Linked DNA regions of Homo sapiens: region 1 is linked to region 2. Evidence: read pairs that join two places in POLR2A ChIA-PET (ENCODE). Cell type or tissue: K562. All regions are shown on one strand. Region 1 has its middle 15 kb from the start of SOCS2. Region 2 overlaps MRPL42 (mitochondrial ribosomal protein L42).

What was found. Peaks named below come from ENCODE experiments on the same cell type or tissue, not always from the same donor. Only the 100,000 strongest peaks of a DNase experiment are listed, where the experiment ranks them.
Region 1: POLR2A ChIA-PET joins it to region 2 with 5 read pairs; 9 of 35 experiments call an interaction of 5 or more read pairs at or near these places.

The regions. Positions count from the first base shown.
Region 1 is chr12:93,585,815-93,589,814 of GRCh38, forward strand. It overlaps a transcript of SOCS2 not described here. Among named protein-coding and RNA genes, the nearest start is that of SOCS2, 15 kb to the left of the region's middle. In K562, no CTCF peak of the experiment used is centred here; a DNase peak (open chromatin) is centred at 2,008.
Region 2 is chr12:93,514,896-93,518,895 of GRCh38, forward strand. MRPL42 (mitochondrial ribosomal protein L42) reads left to right here. Exons shown (of 6, transcript NM_014050.4): 6 at 1-1,319. Among named protein-coding and RNA genes, the nearest start is that of MRPL42, 49 kb to the left of the region's middle. In K562, no CTCF peak of the experiment used is centred here; no DNase peak of the experiment used is centred here.

The DNA of each region.
Region 1 (4,000 bases), 71 kb after region 2:
CCTGCCCCCTCAAAAGCCCTGCCAAGGATACCAAAATCTGAAGATGCTTAAATCTCTTATATGAAACGGTATAGTATTTGCATATAACCGGCATACACCCTCACATATACCTTAAATCATCTCTAAATTACTTAATAATACCTGATACATGTAAATACTATGTAAATAGTTGTTATACTATATTTTAAAGGTTTGTATTATTTATTAGTATTGTATTGTTATTTTTTATTGCTTTTTTTTCCCTCCCCCAAATATTTTCGTTCTGTGGTTGGTTGGATCCGTGGATGGGAAACCCACGGGTACAGAGGACTGACCATATTAAAGAGTTAGGGCTACTAACCTCAAAAAGTTTCTGAATGACCGGAAGTTCTTCTGATCTTCACAAACATCTCTTGGGTTTTCTCACTTGCTAAAATTAAATCTGTCTTTTCTCCAGTGTCAATATTCAAGATAAATAAATTATGTTCACATTCACTCCTATTGTTTACTGTTTTGCTTAATTGGCTATATTTCAATAATATTAAATGGTATTATTTTCTACCAGTTTTTAATCAGACTTGAAGCTTTTCAGGCACATTAGAGAGTAAATGGACTTTTGTGTGATAAATTGGGTACCTAATCACCAATTTTAATTTACTTCTGAGGAAAATTCTATTGTAAATTCCAGACAACTGGTTTGCAAACCCTGCTTTAGAATGCAACCTCTTTCTAGGATGAGGCCTTTTTCTGTAGCAAATTTCTGTATAACGAAAATACCAGAATAAATGCTGGGTTTTAATGGACAGTTATGCTCTACTACATTCATGAAAAATGTACTTAATTTACAACTCTACTGAACACAATTCAGTTTTTTCCTTCGTTCAGTTTTTTTTCATTTCAGTTTTTCTACTCTAACCCAGATTGAAACTTTGCATTATCTTTAACTTCTCTGTCTTTATATTTATTTCCTTCATTTAGTTATTCATTTTTTCAATCATTCATTCACTCACTCATTCAATAAATATTTACTGAGCATCTACTTGTTGTAGTCATGAAGCAAGGTTCTGAGGAATGTTAAAAAACACAGTCCCTGGCCGGGCACAGTGGCTCACACCTGTAATCCCAGCACTTTGGGAGGCCGACACGGGTGGATCACTTGAGGCCAGGAGTTCAAGACCAGCCTGGCCAACATGGCAAAACCCTGTTTCTACTAAAATTACAAAAATTCGCCAGGTGTGATGGCGTGTGCCTGTAGTCTCAGCTACTCTGGAGGCTGAGGCACGAGAATCACTTGAACCCGGGAGGCAGAGGTTGCAGTGTGCTGAGATGGCACCACTGCACTCCTGCCTGGGTGACAGAGTGAGACTGTCTTAAAGAAAAAACAAAAACAAAAAACATAGTCCCCGACCTCAAGGAGATTCTGTATAGCAGAGAAACACACAAGCCAGCATGCCATGATACATGGTACAATAAGATAATGGCTGCAACGGAGGTCTCTGCAAAGAGCAGCTGAGCAGAGAAGACCTATCTGGATCTGTTTGAAGGAGTCAAGAAAGAAATCAGAAAGGAGGCAGCTTTTCATCTGAGACTTAAAAAATCAGTTGGTGGCTGGGCGCAGTGGCTCACGCCTGTAATCCTAGCACTTTGGGAGGCAGAGGTGGGCAGATCACGAGGTCAGGAGATCGAGACCATCCTGGCTAACACAGTGAAACCCCGTCTCTACTAAAAATACAAAAAAGTAGCCGGGCGTGGTGGCACGCGCCTGTAGTCCCAGCTACTTGGGAGGCTGAGGCAGGAGAATCGCTTGAACCTGGGAGGCAGAGGTTGCAGTGAGCTGAGATTGTGCCACTGCACTGCAGCCTGGGTGACAGAGCGAGACTCTGTCTAAAAAAAAAAAAAAAAAAAAGTTTGGCTAGGCCAAAGAGCCAGGCAAGGCAGTTCCAAGTAGAGCAGACCACACGAAGGTGTGAGAGAACACAGTTTGTTCCCATAAGTTCTACCACTGTGGGTGGAGCTTCAAATGCAAAAGAGGAAACCAACTAGGAGATAACCCTAAGTTGGTGGGCAGGGAACTGAGCACTCAGGGCTTTGCCTGCCTCTCAAAAGAGTTTGTATTTTATGTGGGAAGTGAAGGAGCTATCGAAGGCTTTTGAACAACAGAGTGACCGCATCAGATTTGGTGGCAATATGGAGGCTGCTCTGGAGGGACGTGACCTGAGATCAGGGCTTCTGAACTTTATCCCTAGACTTGCAAGGGACCCATGGATAAGATGTCTGGGATCTGTGAACTTGGATTGGAAAAAAGCGTTATACTGTCATTTTCACTATCCTCTAAACTGAAATTTAGCATTTCCTTCAAATAAGAATCTAGGCAACGGATCACAGTAGAATTAACAGAAGATGTGAGTTTATCACCAGTAGAAATGCTCTGATAGCATATTACAGTTGTTGTAGGTATTTCAAAATATCTTTTACACTTATCACTAAACTGAAATTATTATAGATATTAGACTCACTGCCATAAATTGTTACTTAATGAATTAATAAAGAACATATATAACTGTGTGACAAATATAAAAAATAATTTGATATTTACATTTTAATATAATGTATCTTTTGTTTTTATTTTATGATTTAAGCACAGTATTCTGAGAAGGGGTCCATAAAAAAAGTCAAAACTCAACACACCAGAGGATGTGAGTCAAAACTCACATCACCAAAGGAACGTGATCGTTGAGGAGGTCAGTGTAGCCTAAGGCAGCGATGGGGAGAAGGAGGAAGAGGAGTTGGAAGAATTTGTGAGAAATTCTGGAGACAGTGAATTTTTTTTTTTTTTTTTGAGCCAGAGTCTCGCTCTGTTGCCCAGAGACTAGACTGCAATGGCATGTTCTTGGCTCACTGCAATCTCCACCTCCCAGGTTCAAGCAATTCTCCTGTCTCAGCCTTCCAAGTATCTGGGACTACAGGCATGCACCACCAAGCCTAGCTAATTTTTTTTTTTTATTTTTAGTGGAGAAGGGGTTTTGCCATGTTGGCCAGGCTGGTCTTGAACTCCTGACCTCAGGTGATCCACCCGCCTCGGCCTCCCAAAGTGCTGGGATTACAGGCGTGAGCCACCGCGCCTGGCCTGACAGAGTGAATTTGTTGATAGATCAGGGACATAAAGCAGGGGTAGGGGTACGCATAGACCCCATTTCCTCCAGCAGTTTTCTGGCTGGAGCAGAATGCTTATGCTTGCCACATGTGTTCCTTTCTTCCCAGTGCTATCATTATTTACCGTACAGCATGGTTTAAAACACGGAAAACATCCATCCTTTGCTTCCCTCCTCTGTGCCTGCCAGTCCTACACCTTTCTCAACTCTTTTAGTGTTATCTTCTCCAGCTAGACTGCAGATTCTGGGCAGGCAGTGCCTTGCAGTCTGCGACCCCATCATATATTTTTCACAGTTGATGTTGAATACATGACTGATAGATTTCAAAGGCATTTCCTGTTTTGAGGTCACCATGTACACCATATTCTAGTTACAGAAATTATACCAACCTTGACATTCTGGGAATTTTTTTTTTAAATTCCCATGGGTTCTATCATTTGTCTTCTCATAAAATAATACAAAATGTGCAAATAAAAAAATCCATATGCTTGGGCTTCCTGATTGTTTTTATTAAAGTGAGTTTAGTGATGGTGGGTTAAATAATGCTGTAATCTTAAGCCAGAAATTGAGAATATGGATTTGAAATGTCCCCATTCCCTTTTTTTGTTTGTTTTTGTTTTGTTTTGTTTGCTGTTGCATGTTCTTGGCAGCAGTGGTTGATGTCAGTATTGTTGCCCATGTTGTAGACTGCAGATGTTGCAGTGTAGCTTAGTACTTTGGTTCGCTTGCTGAAATTCCTCACTGTGCTTCTTATGAGGTCCAGGAACATATAGATTTGCAGTCTGATGTATTTTGATGATTGCCAGATAAAACTGATGTCTGGCACTTTTTCCAGGAGAAACACATGTAGACGTTTCCAAGTTGATTTG
Region 2 (4,000 bases):
AATAATGCATTACATTTTTTAGCAGTCATGTCATCCTCTTGATTTGCATTGAGTCATCATTTCTTAAGAGGGAATCAGGATATCAAAATAGTCTCCAAACTCAGCTGATTCCTTCTGCAGATACACTCTCCACCCTTCTTGATTCCTTTTCGGGAGAAAAGAAAAAAGTTTATTTTCATTGCTAACCTCACTGATTTTTAATTTTACCATTTAAATGTTAGTAACAGCTGGTAATGTAACCAAAGAAGATTTTTGGCAGGGGATGATGCATTCAGAGCCTTCACTCTGGCTACAGGGAGACCATGGAGGATGGGCTGGAACGGAAGCACGATGGACTCCTGGGCACACCGTTAAGTGACTGATGGAGTCATTCAGCTGACAAATGATAATGGCCTGGATTAAGGAAGGAGAAGAGGGGACCAAGAAATGCCAGAGATACATAGGAAGTAAAAATTAATAGGCCTTGGCAACTATTTTTTTTTTTTTTTTTTGAGACAGAGACTTGCTGTGTTGCCCAGGCTGGAGTGCAGTGGGGTGATCTCGGCTCACTGCAACCTCTGCCTCCTGGATTCAAGCAATTTTCGTGCCTCAACCTCCTGAGTAGCTGGGACTACAGGTGTGCATCACCATTCCCAGGTAATTTTTGTATTTTTAGTATAGATGGAGTTTCGCCATTCTGGCCAGGCTGGTCTCGAGCTCCTGACCTCAAGTGATTCGCCCGCGTCGGCCTCCCAAAGGGCTGGGATTACAGACATCAGCCACTGCACCTGGGTTGGCAACTAATTTACACGGAATGGCAGAGAGTGATTAATGAAAAAGCGGGGAGAAAAGCTGCTCTTGACATCTGAAAGCTGACTTGGCATTCACAGCTAGGCTATGTTATTTTCCTATTGGGCATAAGTCTCACAGAATACCAACATTAAACAAGATGACTCTGAAACCTTAATAAAGTGAGAAAAAACAAGTCCACTTTGTAATTTTGTCTAAGCACAGGCAAAAAGAGGGTCATGGTGCCATCCAGAAAATACCAAAAATCACCCTCTCTCAGCTAAAATGAGCAACTGCTACTTTACCAGTGACAGCTTTGTCCCAGCTCTAGTCTGCCTTCCCTATAGAGAAGATGTATTGAGATAATCATGAAATTCTCCTTCTTTCTGATAGTATCCAATCTGGAGCAAACCCGTTTCCTTAGACCCTCTCCCAATCCCAAATTCTATACTAGGTTCTTCTAAACACTCTCATACTGAGACACCCCATGGTTCCCTATGTTGTGTGTTCTTCTTTGCTGCAATGAGTAATAAACTCAACTTGTTTAACTAGAGGTGTGTTCCTGGTGGTCTCTGGTTAAAGAGCATTGATGTTAAGAATAATTTCAGAGTTTCTTGCTTGGACAGTCAGGTGTGAGTAGTGCCAGTAATAGAAATAAAGAATACTGGAGAAGAAGAAAATGTCTTCAGTTTTTAACAGGTTACCTTTGAGATATTAGTAGGTTACTCCAAGTGGAGATATCCAAGAAGTAATTGGATGGATTTATGACTCTGGAGCTCAAGAGAGATGTCTGTGCTGAATCTATCTATCAGTCATCCATGTACCTACCTACCTACCTGTAGCTACACATAATATACTCAGAAATGTACATATTTGAGAGCTTTTTTTTTTTTAAGGCAGGATCTCACTCTTGCTCAGGCTGGAGTGCAGTGGCTCAATCTGGCCTCACTGCAGCCTTGACCTCCTGGGCCCAAGAAATCCTCCTACCTCAGCCTCCCAAGTAGCTGGGACTACAGGTACATACCACCACACCTCGCTAATTTTTGTGTTTTTAGTAGAGACGGGGTTTCACCATGTTGCCCAGGCTGGTTTCGAACCCCTGGGCTCAAGCGATCTGCCTGCCTCGACCTCCCAAAGTGTTGGGATTACAGGTGTGAGCCGCTGTGCCTGGCCCATTGTGTGTATAATAGCTGAAGCTGTAGGATTGGCAAAGAGCCCCCAGAGAAGGAAAACAATGAGAAAAGAAAAGGGCTGAGGACACGGCAGCAAGGAATATCCCATATACTTATGGGATGAGCAGAAAATGAGATACAGAAAATGAGAAAAGACTCTTAGAAGGAGCTGTCATGAGGAAAGATAATCAGAAGCAGAAGACCAGATGTTAGAGGAGAGAGTTTCAAGGAGGATGAGATTAGTAGTTTAATAGGCTGCTAAAAAGTCAAGTAAGATAAAGTGCCCTTCAAGCTATTTGATATATATCCCCATCATTTTTCGAGCACCTCTGTTTTTTGGCACAATAAGATGTTCAGGCTCCTCTTATACTTTCCTGTCCTAGCCCTGGAATCAGCCATTTCTCTAAGGAGTCCTGTATCCTTTTAGTGGAAACTGGTATCTAGAAACCAAGATCTGGTGTAGTATTCCTTTCAAGAAGCTTGTCTGTGAAGGGTTATGGCTGTATGATCACACGTGGGACTGGAAGTACAGAGGGGATACCTGGCTCAGGTAAAGATGAACAAAACATTGCTGGGCATGGTGGCTCATGCCTGTACTCCCAGCACTTTGGGAGGCCAAGGTGGGAGGATTGCTTCAGCCCAGGTGTTTGAGACCAGCCTGGGCAAGAGAGAGAGACCTTGTCTCTACAAAAAATAAAGTAGCCAGGCATGGTGGCAGGCATCTGTAGTCCCAGCTACTCAGGAGGCCAAGGTGGGAGGATCCCTTCAGCCTGGGAGGTTGAGGTTGCTGTGACCCGTGAGTGTGCCACTACACTCAGCCAGGGCAACAGAGTGAAACCCTGTCTCAAAAAAAAAAAACAAAAAACCGCAAAGCAGAGATAGTATGATCAGAACTGAAGCTTAAGGCCAGGCCTAGTGGCTCACGCCTATAATCTCAACACTTTGGGAGGCCGAATTGGATCACCTGAGGTCATGAGTTCAAGACCAGCCTGGCCGACATGGTGAAACCCCTTCTCTACTAAAAATATAAAACTTAGCCTGGCATGGTGGTGCACGCCTCTAATCCCAGCTACTCGGAAGGCTGAGGCACGAGAATCGCTTGAGCCTGGGAGGCGAAGGTTGCAGTGAGCCAAGATTGTGCCACTGCACTCCAGCCTGGGCAACAGAGTGAGATTCTGCCTCAAAAACAACAACAAACTGAAGCTTAAGGTCAGAAGCAGGTTTGAAGATGATTTGACCTTGAGTCCCAGATAGCGAATAGAGCTCCTAAGGTTGGGATTCATTTTTTAAGAAATGTGGGTGAAGCTCTGCTTCTCAATAGACATGAAGTGATCTCAGCTGAGGAAAGAGGCCATCTGCCCAGGCTGGGCACCAAGCAAAACCTGAAACCACCTTTGAAATGTTTGGGAAAGCTACCTGTGCCAAGAATTTTATCCTGGTGTAAAAGCTTTGTATAAACAAAGCAATTATAACTTTGTTTATTAAAGTGAGAATTATTATTATTGTTATTATTTTTCTTTTGAGACCGAGTCTCGCTCTGTCGCCCAGGCTGGAGGGCAGTGGTGCAATCTCAGCTCACTGCAGGCTCCGCCCCCCGGGTTCACGCCATTCTCCTGCCTCAGCCTCATGAGTAGCTGGGACTACAGGCGCCCGCCACCTCACCCGGCTAATTTTTTGTATTTTTAGTAGAGACGGGGTTTCACCATGTTAGCCAGGATGGTCTCGATCTCCTGACCTCGTGATCAGCCCGCCTCGGCCTCCCAAAGTGCTGGGATTGCAGGCGTGAGCCACTGTGCCCGGCCGAGAATTATTTTTATTGACTTTAATATTTTTCATTATTAAGGAAATAATGGAATGTTTTAGTTCCATTATTTGAATTAAAATCTTCCAAAGAAGATTGAAGCTGTACTTCAATCTTGATCCCAACTTGATCCCAACCTTTTTTGTTCTGGAAAATGCCCATTTTCTTACTGCAAATGCATCTCAAGGGGATTCCCTCCTCCTGGCCATAGTAGATTGGACTCGAGGTGAGTAACTATATTAAGTAGGGCTGACCCATT